2 separate regions of the Homo sapiens genome follow, and region 2 is linked to region 1. The links are chromatin loops, found by intact Hi-C in ENCODE. Cell type or tissue: heart right ventricle. All regions are shown on one strand. Links, peaks and the distances in the headings refer to the core of each region. The heading gives the core; the rest is flanking DNA.

Region 1 (5,724 bases), core at 304-5,303:
AGATATCTGCATGTTTATTGCAGCACTATTCACAATAGCCAAGATGTAGAATCAACATAAATGTCCATCAGTGGATAAATGGATAAAGAAAATGTATATATACACAATGGAATACTATTAAGCCATAAAAAGGAATATAATCCTGTCAGTGTGGCAACATGGATGAACCTGGAGGACATTACGTTAAGTGAAATAAGTTCTGGCACAGAAAAACAACTACTGCATGATCTCACTCATATGTGGAATCTAAATAAGTTGATCTCAAAAAAGCAGAGAGTAGAATAGTGGTTACCAGAGCCTGGGAGGGTGAGCAGGATGAGAGATGGGAAGAAATTGGTCAACAGCTACAAAGTTACAGTTAGATAAGAGAAATAAGTTGTCATGCTCTATTGTACAGTAGGGTAAATATTGTTAACAACATTGTATATTTCAAAAGAGCTAGAAGAGAGGATTTTGAATGTTTTCTTCACTAAGAAATGATAAATGAATGAGGTGATGGATATACAACTTATTATACAATGTATATATGTATCAAAACATCACACTGTACCCCATAAGTATATACAATTATTGTGTCAATTAAGCATAAATAAAAAGGTTCATCGATTTAAATCGTTCATCTATTTGAACAGTTTAAATTGGCTTATCTGTTAAATATTTCTCATAAAATTGAAGATTTACTTCTCTTGATGTATTTCTCCATAGATGCTGTAAAAAATTGCTCACAATTCTCCAGAAGGAAAAAGGCCACATTATTATTTAGAGCTTTGTAATAATGAAGAACTGAAACAATTAATTGTTCAATAGCCAATAACTAGATAAACAGAAGTTAATTTATTTATGTAATTCTATCCTGCAATAAAAAAGGAATAAACTGTATGCCATATGTGTCTACATAGATAGATATTTAAAAATTAATTTAGGGTTAACATGCAAACTATGCTCGTGTAATATATCAATTAAAACGTGGAACAACACTATATATTATTTATGGGCACATATATGCAGTAAAAGCACAAAAACAAGTATAAAAAGTATTTAAAAAGGTATTAAAAATTTCTTTGTAGTGGTTAACCCTAGAAAAGGAGAAAGCAAAGGGGATATGTGGGATGCACCTTTGGCTGTGCTGATAACATTCTGTGTTGTTTGTTTTAAAGGTCAGAAACAAATGTGACAACATGTCGATGTTTGTTAAATCTGAATGATAAGTACATTAGGTCATATGTTTTACTTCTCTTTATTTTTGAACTAAGTAATTAAGGTATTTCTCTAAATAAAAAATAAATGCTTCTAAGGTCACATTCTCTAAAAAATGTTATTAGTTGAAAAGGGTGAGGTAGAGTGTAGAGAATTAGGTTTGTTCATTAGCAGAAAGGTCAGACAGGAAAAATTTGTCTCAGGTAAACCCAATTTATAATAAGAGTTATTAGTTTGGTGAATGCACTGTATATATCAGTAATATATATATCTTAAAAAGCATGGCTTCATGAAGTAATCAATATTAGGAGCCCATTGTGCCTTCCTCTGTTTTTCTCCATCAATTTCCAAGGTTCTCTTATTTCTATGTTTTCCCACCAGCAGTTACAATAATTTTTACTATTTTTGGGGGTTTTTTGTTTGTTTTTTTGAGACAAAGTCTCGCTCTGTCGCCAGGCTGGAGTGCGGTGGTGCGATCTCGGCTCACTGCAACCTCCACCTCCTGGGTTCAAGAGATTCTCCTGCCTCAGCCTCCCAAGTAGCTGGGACAATAGGCACGCACCACCATGCCGAGCTAATTTTTGTATTTTTAGTAGAGACGGAGTTTCACCATGTTGGCCAGGATGGTCTCGATCTCTTGACCTTGTGACCTGCCTGCCTCGGCCTCCCAAAGTGCTGGGATTGCAGGTGTGAGCCACTGCGCCTGGCGAATAATTTTTACTATTAAATTTAATGGAACTACTTTGGCCAGTCTACACAGCCAATGGGCAGATTATCCTATTGGCCTATGGTAAAGAACAAATCTCCTCTTAGGCCAGGTAGTCAAATCTAAAGAGGTTCTTAACATAAAGACACTATTATGAAGCACAGAATCCATGCTCTGAAAATTCTCTCCCATTTAAAGAAGGGGCAAAAATTTCTGCTGTTCATTCCTACTTAGTCATGAGCTATCCAACAAGAGAAAAAGAAAAAAAAAGTAGGACAAGAAGACAGAGTGTAGGACTAGGTGCGTTGGCTCACACCTGTAATCCTAACACTTTGGGAGGCTGAGGAGAGTGGATTGCTTGAGCTCAGTAGTTTGAGACCAGCCTGGACAACATGGTGAGACCCTGTGTCTACCAAAAATACAAAAAATTAGCCAGGAATGGTGGTATGCGCCTGTGGTCCCAGCTACTCAGGAGGCTGAGGTGGGAGGGTCGCTTGAGCTCGGGAGGTCGAGGCTGTGAGTTGAGATTCTGCCACTGCACTCCAGCCTGGGTGACAGAGTGAGACCATGTTTCAAAAACACAAAAAACAGTGTGCAGAAGCCCCACCATCACTTTCTCAACTGGATTCAAAAGGCAACCATGTCCTACCAGTCCTGGTTCCTCTTCCCCACCGAGTGACAGGAAGAGTGTAAACATGAGCCAACTTAATCTAGTAGGTGAAAATTCATGCCAAATGGTAACTTTCAGTAACTACAGCAAAGTAGACAACTGGCTCCATGTAATATTGAATTAGAATTTCAGCAGAATTAGAATATTTATGAATGCTTTACTATTAATCCCAGAAACACGTGAAAGCTAGTTTGTTACTTAGTCTTAGAGGCTAAAGGCTTTCCGCACAGACTCCAGCACTTTGGACCCAAACTTGACCCCCACATCTTCATAGATTGTAGAAAATGAGTGATAGAACCATGTCTCTAAGTTTCTCACCATTCTTCAGATTATCTGGGTTAGTTTTGTTTTCTAAGTGAACATGTAGTGTGATGTGATTTTCAGAACAACATTGAGCCTTTCCTGTCCCTACCCAAGACATCACCCTCAATAGCTTGCTGATATCTGAAATTCTTTTAGCAAGAGAAAAAGGGCTTTAAGTTTCCAACTAGAGATTAGGTTTCAAGTTAAGTTTTCCTGGGAGAGAGAGCCCTATGGCCAACACTCTAACTCAGATAGAATGGCTGAGAGCAATTTATTTGGGGATCCAGGTTTGGATGGCAGAACAAATGCACTGGCTTTCTCAGACAAAGTGAGGAGACAAGGTTGGAGATTACAGGCAGAATGAAAGCAGAGGCTGCAGACACTGAGAACAAATTTACTATCTTTCCAGTTTGGCTGCAATGACTGCTGTAAGGCTGGGCTGTAGAAATAGTTGAATTGTTAAGAAATCTGATGTAGTGCTTAATTTGTACCAGGTGATTTTCAAATAATATTCACCTGTTCCCACATAAGTTTTTTTTTTTTTTTTTGAGGTGGAGTCTCTGTCACTCAGGCTGGAGTGCAGTGCAGTGGAACCATCTCGACTCACTGCAACCTCTGCCTCCCGGGTTCAAGCAATTCTCCTGTCTCAGCCTCCCGAGTAGCTGGGATTACAGGTGCCCACTAGCATGCCAGGCCAATTTTTGTATTTTTAGTTGAGAGGGGGTTTCACCATATTGCCAGGCTGGCCTTGAACTCCTGACATCAAGTGATCCACCCACCTTGGCCTCCCAAAGTGCTGGGATTACAGGCATGAACCGCTGTGCCCAGCCAATGTAGGCATTCTGATCCTCACTTTGGAGAGGAGAACACTGGGATTCAGTGATGAAACTTGCCCAGTATTATAGCACTAGTATATTGTGAGCCTGGGAATTGATAGCAGGTCCATCTGGCTTCAAAGACTATATTCTTCCCACTCTATTAAAAGCCCTTATTAAATATATCTTCAAATAGGACAATATTTGCTGCCTGAGAGCACTCAAGAATTTCATGAAGTAAATTGGAGAGTTTAAGGATGAATAAAAATCTATAGTTTCAAGATTTGTGCCATGATGGTGATGTCAGTAATACTGATAATAAAAATTAGAATAGCAATCATTCATTAATCACATATTTATTGTGTGAATAATAATATAGGCCAGCTGCTGTGATGCAATTTATATCATATCAGCCTAACAGGATCACAAAATGGCATTATTCTCATCTAACCAATTGGAAAGTAGGGTTTACAGAGTATAAATAATTTGCCTAAAATTCTACATCATGAAAATGATGGGGAGGTCATTCAATCCTGTGTTTGTCTGATTTCAAACTCATGCTGCTAATCATCATGTCGTATTGCCTCCAGCAGAGCATTGATGGAAAAGACATCTGGATATGCACCTGTCATTAAAGAGGTGGAATCTGTAATTTCTTAAAAGCCTTTGCATAGATGTATTGCTTCAGTCTTTAATCAGATGATCAGAAGAGAATAGAGAAACCAGGAAATCAGTTACTGGATTTACGAAGGCAGCTTCCCAGAAAGTAAATTTCTCGGGGTCCCAGGAAAAAAACAAATAAGACCCTGGCCAGTGTTGTTGTTGATACCTATATTCCATCAGTAAGGGAAAGGTTAAGGCAACTATGGTACACATTATTGAAAAGAATATGTAGTCAATAAAATAAATTCATTAAAAGCTTATGATATAATTTTTAAAGGACATAATAGGAAATTGCATGTAGGTATGTTTATAACTATTTATAAAAATGCAGATTATTATTATTTTTTAAACCTTGAAGAATGTGCTCATAGCTGGGATGCAGGCCAGATATTCAGCAAAACTGTGAGAGAACATTTTCCTAAAGAGGAAAGTACAAACACCAGAGAATAATAATAATGATGTCCACCCTAAATTATTTGATGTAATACAAAAATTATATAAACCACCTGGCACATGTGTACTCATCTGCAAGATTTTGGAGGAGATGATTAACACACACACACACACACACACACACACACACAAACTGCTTAATGGAGTCTGTAAGCATTGGTCTTACCTAGTTCAGTGATAAATTCAAATATTGTCAGCTCCTTGGTATGAACCAATCATTCATTTTCTCTCCAAAAGTCTTAGAGCTGGAACAGTGAGAAAAGTCATGAGCTCAACCCTGAAGTGGAGAAGAGGCACATTCTTTGTTTTTCACCAGCCACAAGGCTACAGCAAGAGTATCTCCCTTTACCTGCCTGGATGGGAACCCAGGGGACTGGTGCCAGAAGTCTGTGGTGAGACACAGTTAGGGGCTAATTACTGTATTTCCCTTAATATTCCCAGTTGAAATGTGCCTTTGCCGGACACCAAGGACAGTCAACTCCTATGGGAATATAAATAAGAACTTTTATTATGTACAGATTTTTTTTATTTATAAAGAACTTTCACATCTATAAGATTTTTTAAGCATCACAATAATATTTGATGTAGATAGTATTTTTCCCATTTATTGAGTTTGACAATGTCTCAAAAGTAAATGGTTAAATGAGTATTCAAACATAAACACATTAACTTCAAACCTAAAGCCTGGTTTCATTCTAGGCTTTCTTCCATGTTGCCTCCCTTATATTAGTGAGCTCTATATTTTAAATAATTCTTTTGGGTTTTTTGTTTGTTTGTTTTGTTTTTGTTTTATTTTTGTTTTGAGACAGTTCTGTTGCCCAGGCTGGAGTGCAGTGGCATGATCTCAGCTCACTGCAACCTCTGCCTCCTGGGTTCAAGTGATTCTCATGCCTCAGCCTCCCAAGTAACTGGAATTA
Region 2 (5,724 bases), core at 335-5,334, 300 kb after region 1:
AAGCCGAGACAGACGAATCACCTGAGGTCAGGAGTTCGAGACCAACCTGGCCAATGTGGTGAAACCCCATCTCTACTAAAAATACAAAAAAATTAGCTGGGCATGGTAGCACACACCTGTAGTCCCAGCCACTCAGGAGGCTGAGGCAGGAGAATCACTTGGACCTAGGAGGTGGAGGTTGCAGTGAGCCGAGATCACACCACTGCACTCCAGCCTGGGTGACAGAGTGAGACTCCATCTCAAAAAAAAAAAAAACAAAAACAAAACAAAACAAAACAAAACAAAACAAAAAAAAAAAAAATATATATATATATATATATATATAAAAGTAAGATATTTTGAGGGACAGAGAGAGAGACCATATTCACCTAACTTGTATTATAGTACATTGTTATAATTGTTCTATGTTATTATTGTTGTTGTTATCCCTTACTATGCCTAATTTATAAATTAAGCTTTATCATGGATATGAATGTATAGGGAAAAAAATCACATATATAGGGTTCAGTACGATCTGTGATTTCACACATCCACAGGGGGTCTTGGAACGTATTCCCCATAGATAAGGGGGAACTACTGTATGCTCCAGTGCAGCAGGCCACAGACAAGAAAAATGTTTAGTTTTAAGGGACAGATCAGGGAAGGCTTCACACTGGAGAAACTTTTTACCAAACACAAAAGGAGGAAATGGGTTCCAGGCAAAGAGGACAAATGCAAGGCACAGGAGTGTGAAGCAACATTGCATTTTCTGGGAATTATACTACTTTTGATTGCCATAAAGTTGCTTCCTTCCAGTTTGGAGCCAGAGCATCCAGTTCAATTTATTTCCATTCGCAGGGCCTTTGTTAAATGCCTGCGTGTGCTAGGCCCTGTGTGAGAAGCTTTACATGCATTATCTCATCGAATCCTTGCAGCTTTCCCCCATTATCCAGATGAGAACATTGAGGCTCAGAGAGGCCAAGAATTCAGCTCAGGAATATATTCACATTTTCTGTTCTTTCTACTCCCCACTGTTTTCGCAAGATACCAGGCTACTCCTTTCTCCGATCTTACTCCAAAGGAAAGATGTCCCTACTAGCAAACCTCAAAAGCCATGGCCAGGTGCCCGTTGGATCTGAAGATTATTTCTGCTCATTCCACTGTCTCTTTTCTTACCTGGAAAACTGGAGAGGAGAATGCATATAGAGTCACAAAGTTTTCAATCATTGGCTGGACACTAAATATCATCCCATTCATTCATTTAACAAATCTTTTTTGAGCACCAGCTATGTGCTAGGCAATGCTCTCAGTGCTGTAGACACAAAAGTGAATAAGAGGGACAAGACCCCTGTGGGTGTGGTGGAGCATGCCTATAATCCCAGCTGCTTGGGAGGCTGAGGTGGGAGGAGGATCACTTAAGCCCAAGAATTTTAGTTCAGCCTGGGCAACATAGTGAGACCTTGTGTCTCTTTAAAAAAAAAAAAAAAAAGGCTGGGCGTGGTGGCTCACACCTGTAATCCCAACACTTTGGGAAGCTGGGGCAGGCAGACTTGAGATCAGGAGTTGAAGACCAGCCTGACCACCAACATGGTGAAACCCTACCTCTACTTAAAAAATACAAAAATTAGCCGGGCATGGTGGCGGGCACCTGTAGTCCCAGCTACTCGGGAGGCTGAGGTAGGAGAGTCACTTGAACCCAGGAGGCGGAGGTTGCAGTGACCCAAGATTGCACCACTGCACGCCAGCCTGGGCAACAAAACAAGACTCCATCTCAAAAAAAAGAAAAGAAAAGAAAAGAAAAAAGAAAAAAAGACGGGCCGGGTACAGTGGCTCATGCCTGTAATCCCAGCACTTCAGGAGGCTGAGGTGGGCGGATCACCTGAAGTTGGGAGTTCGAGACCAGCCTGACCAACATGGAGAAACTCCATCTCTACTAAAAATATAAAATTAGCCAGGCACGGTGGCACATGCCTATAATCCCAGCTACTTGGGAGGCTGAGGCAGGAGAATCGCTTGAACCCAGAAGGCGGAGGTTGTGGTGAGCTGAGATCACACCTTTGCACGCCAGCCTGGGTAACAAGAGCAAAACTCCATCTCAAAAACAAAAAAAGGCTTCTGCAATGACTTCTAAGAGTTAGAAACAGGTTTTGAGAGGTTACGTGGCTTGCTCAAGGTCACAGCAATTTTGTTGCACAGGTGAGCTGAAACCCAAGCCTACCTAACTCCCAGTACAGGATGCTTTCTTCTCCCTGGCCATGGCCTTGCCATTGCTCTTATCTCCCTCCTGCTTTGCCTCTTCTCAGTCTCTGTCCAGTAGGATGAACTCAGAGAACCTCACCCGGGCCGCGGTTGCCCCTGCTGAATTCGTCCTCCTGGGCATCACAAATCGCTGGGACCTGCGTGTGGCCCTCTTCCTGACCTGCCTGCCTGTCTACCTGGTGAGCCTGCTGGGAAACATGGGCATGGCGCTGCTGATCCGCATGGATGCCCGGCTCCACACACCTATGTACTTCTTCCTGGCCAACCTCTCCCTGCTGGATGCCTGCTATTCCTCCGCCATCGGCCCCAAGATGCTAGTGGACCTGCTGCTGCCCCGAGCCACCATCCCTTACACAGCCTGTGCCCTCCAGATGTTTGTCTTTGCAGGTCTGGCTGATACTGAGTGTTGCTTGCTGGCAGCCATGGCCTATGACCGCTACGTGGCCATCAGAAACCCACTTCTCTATACAACAGCTATGTCGCAGCGTCTATGCCTGGCCTTGCTGGGAGCATCAGGCCTGGGTGGGGCAGTGAGTGCCTTTGTTCACACAACCCTCACCTTCCGCCTGAGCTTCTGCCGCTCCCGGAAGATCAATAGCTTCTTCTGCGATATCCCTCCACTGCTGGCCATCTCGTGCAGTGACACCAGTCTCAATGAACTCCTTCTCTTCGCCATCTGTGGCTTCATCCAGACAGCCACGGTGTTAGCTATCACGGTGTCTTATGGCTTCATCGCTGGGGCTGTGATCCACATGCGCTCGGTCGAGGGCAGTCGGCGAGCAGCCTCCACCGGTGGTTCCCACCTCACAGCCGTGGCCATGATGTACGGGACACTCATTTTCATGTACCTGCGCCCCAGCTCCAGCTATGCCCTGGACACTGACAAGATGGCCTCTGTGTTCTATACCCTGGTCATCCCGTCTCTCAACCCACTCATCTACAGCCTCCGCAATAAGGAGGTCAAGGAGGCCCTCAGGCAGACCTGGAGCCGATTCCACTGTCCAGGGCAGGGGTCCCAGTGATTGGTCCAGGGAGGCTGGGTAGGTCTGACTATGAGGGGATGAGGAAGGTCGGGGCCTCTTTCTGGCCCCGTCACTGTCGGTAAAGATGGGATGTTCCTCTGGCTTGGATGTCTCATGTCATTGTTTAAGGGACAGTAAAGAGGGAAATGAAAGCTTATAGCAGGGAGAAAAAGATTTGGGGTTCATCTAGGGCTAGACCTAGAGCCAGACGCTAGACCAGGCTAATGTTTCTGTTGCACTGCCTCAGGTTCTTCAACATTCAAAACATTCTTCAATATTCAGCTGGGTGCAGTGGCTCATGCCTGTAACCCCAGCACTTTGGGAGGCCAAGGCAGGAGTTCAAGACCAGCCTGGGCAACACAGGGAGACCCCCCCACCATCTCTACAAAAAAAAAAAATTGTTAAAAATAAGCTGGGCATGATGGCATACTATGCAGTCACAAAAAAGAAAGAGATGATATCCTTTTCAGGGACGTGGATGGCTCTGGAGACCATTTTCCTCAGCAAACTAACACAGGATCAGAAAACCAAACACCACAAGTTCTCACTTATAAGTGGGAGCTAAACAACGAGAACATGCGGACATATAGAGGGGAACAACACACACTGGGGCTTATCGGAGGGTGGAGGGTAGGACGAGAGAGAGAAGCAAAAAAAAAAAAAACTAATGGATATTAGGCTTAATATCTGGGTAATAAAATAATCTGTGCAACCAACCTCCACGACACACATTTACCTGTGTAACAAACCTGCACATCCTGCACATGTACTACCTCTGAACTTAAAAGTTAAAAATAATAATAATACCTGTAATCTCAGCACTTTGGGAGGCCAAGGCAGGCAGATCACGAGGTCAGGAGATCGAGACCATCCTGGCTAACAAGGTGAAACCCCGTCTCTACTAAAAATACAAAAAAAAAAAAAAAAGAATTAGCTGGGCGCAGTGGCAGACACCTGTAGTCCCAGCTACTCAGGAGGCTGAGGCAGGAGAATGGTGTGAACCCAGGAGGCAGAGCTTGCAGTGAGCCGAGATCACGCCACTGCACTCCAGCCTGGGCTACAGAGCAAGACTCCATCTCAAAATAATAATAATAATAATAATAAATTAGCCAGGCGTGGTGGTTCACGCCTGTAGTGCCAGCTACTGGGGAGGCTGCAGCAGGAGAATCACTTGAGCCCAGGAGGTCGAGGCTGACGTTGAGCTGTGATTGTGCCACTGCACTCCAGCCTGGGTAACAGAGCAAGACCTATCTCAAAATAGTAGTAATATAAAAGTTCCTAGATGTTACCAGGTAAAGGAATACAGGCTTATTTGCCACCTGTACTTACAAGAGGCTAATCCCCAGAAGCACCAAGTGAGAGCTATGTTAGTTCCAAGTGTTCCTAGATTCTTGACCTTTTAAGCTTCTTCATGGCCAGTGTGTCTGCGCCTGCCCTCCTCAGCCCAGGAGAACATCTTCAGGATCCACTTAGACCAAAGCATGGGACGGAATCTGAAGAGGGAAACATCTGTCCCCTATGGCCCATGTATTCCACGTCTCAGGAAAATGGCTTAATAGCTAGAACATGCACAAGTCACTTTTAAACTCCCAACAGCTGGATTTGAATTTGGCCAGGGTTAGACTAGTTCAGGCTTATGATAGAGGCTAGGAAAGGATTAGGATTGAATAGTTAGAATCGGGTTAAGATTAGGTCTCAGGCTATGGCTAAGGATGGGGTTCAGTTATGGTAGGTTAGGATTAGGGTTAGGGAGAATTAAGAAATGATCAGGCAAATTTATGATTGAATTACAATTATGTAAATTTTATAATTTGGGCTCGTTGTTATTAGTAGTATATTTGGGATAAATTTAAGGGTTTGGGCCAGGTGCGGTGGCTCACGCCTGTAATCCCAACACTTTGGGAGGCCGAGGCAGGCAGATCATCTGAGGTCAGGAGTTCAAGACCAGACTGAGCAACATGGTGAAACTCTGTCTCTACTAAAAATACGAAAAAAATTAGCCAGGCATGGTGGTGCATGCCTGTAATCCCAGCCACTCGGGAGGCTGAGGCAGGAGGATCACTTGAACCCAGGAGGCAGAGGTTGCAGTGAGCCAAAATCATGCCACTGCACTCCAGCCAGAGTGACAGAGCGAGACTCCACGTAAAAAAAATAAATAAATAAATAAATAAATAAATAAATAAATAAGAGTTTGGATAAATCTTGTTAGACATATTAGAATTATTTTAGGGTTAGTGTTAGAATGGGAAACTAAATAAGATTGGAGTTTGGATTTCATTTGTATTACTCAATTAAATTGGAGTTAGAGTTTAGTTCACATTAGACTTAAGTTGGTGTATGGGTAATGTTTGTGCTAAGTTTAAGTCACAGTCTGGTTATTACTACAGGTAAGCTGGGATCAGAACCAGATGAAATTTAGGCATAACAATATTTTAGGTATCAAATTGGCATGCTTGTGGTCACT

Evidence for each region. Peaks named below come from ENCODE experiments on the same cell type or tissue, not always from the same donor. Only the 100,000 strongest peaks of a DNase experiment are listed, where the experiment ranks them.
Region 2: a loop joins it to region 1, with 3 times the contacts of the local background. A loop is called at or near these places in 5 of 110 quality-filtered maps.

Annotation. Positions count from the first base shown.
Region 1 is chr9:122,482,554-122,488,277 of GRCh38, forward strand. It overlaps a transcript of OR1J2 not described here. Among named protein-coding and RNA genes, the nearest start is that of OR1J1, 7.5 kb to the left of the region's middle. In heart right ventricle, for the core only: no CTCF peak of the experiment used is centred there; no DNase peak of the experiment used is centred there; H3K27me3 peaks cover 758 bases.
Region 2 is chr9:122,786,636-122,792,359 of GRCh38, forward strand. It overlaps OR5C1 (olfactory receptor family 5 subfamily C member 1), which reads left to right and starts at 2,298. Exons shown (of 1, transcript NM_001001923.1): 1 at 2,298-3,260. The coding sequence starts at 2,298. The coding sequence ends at 3,260. In heart right ventricle, for the core only: no CTCF peak of the experiment used is centred there; a DNase peak (open chromatin) is centred at 2,466.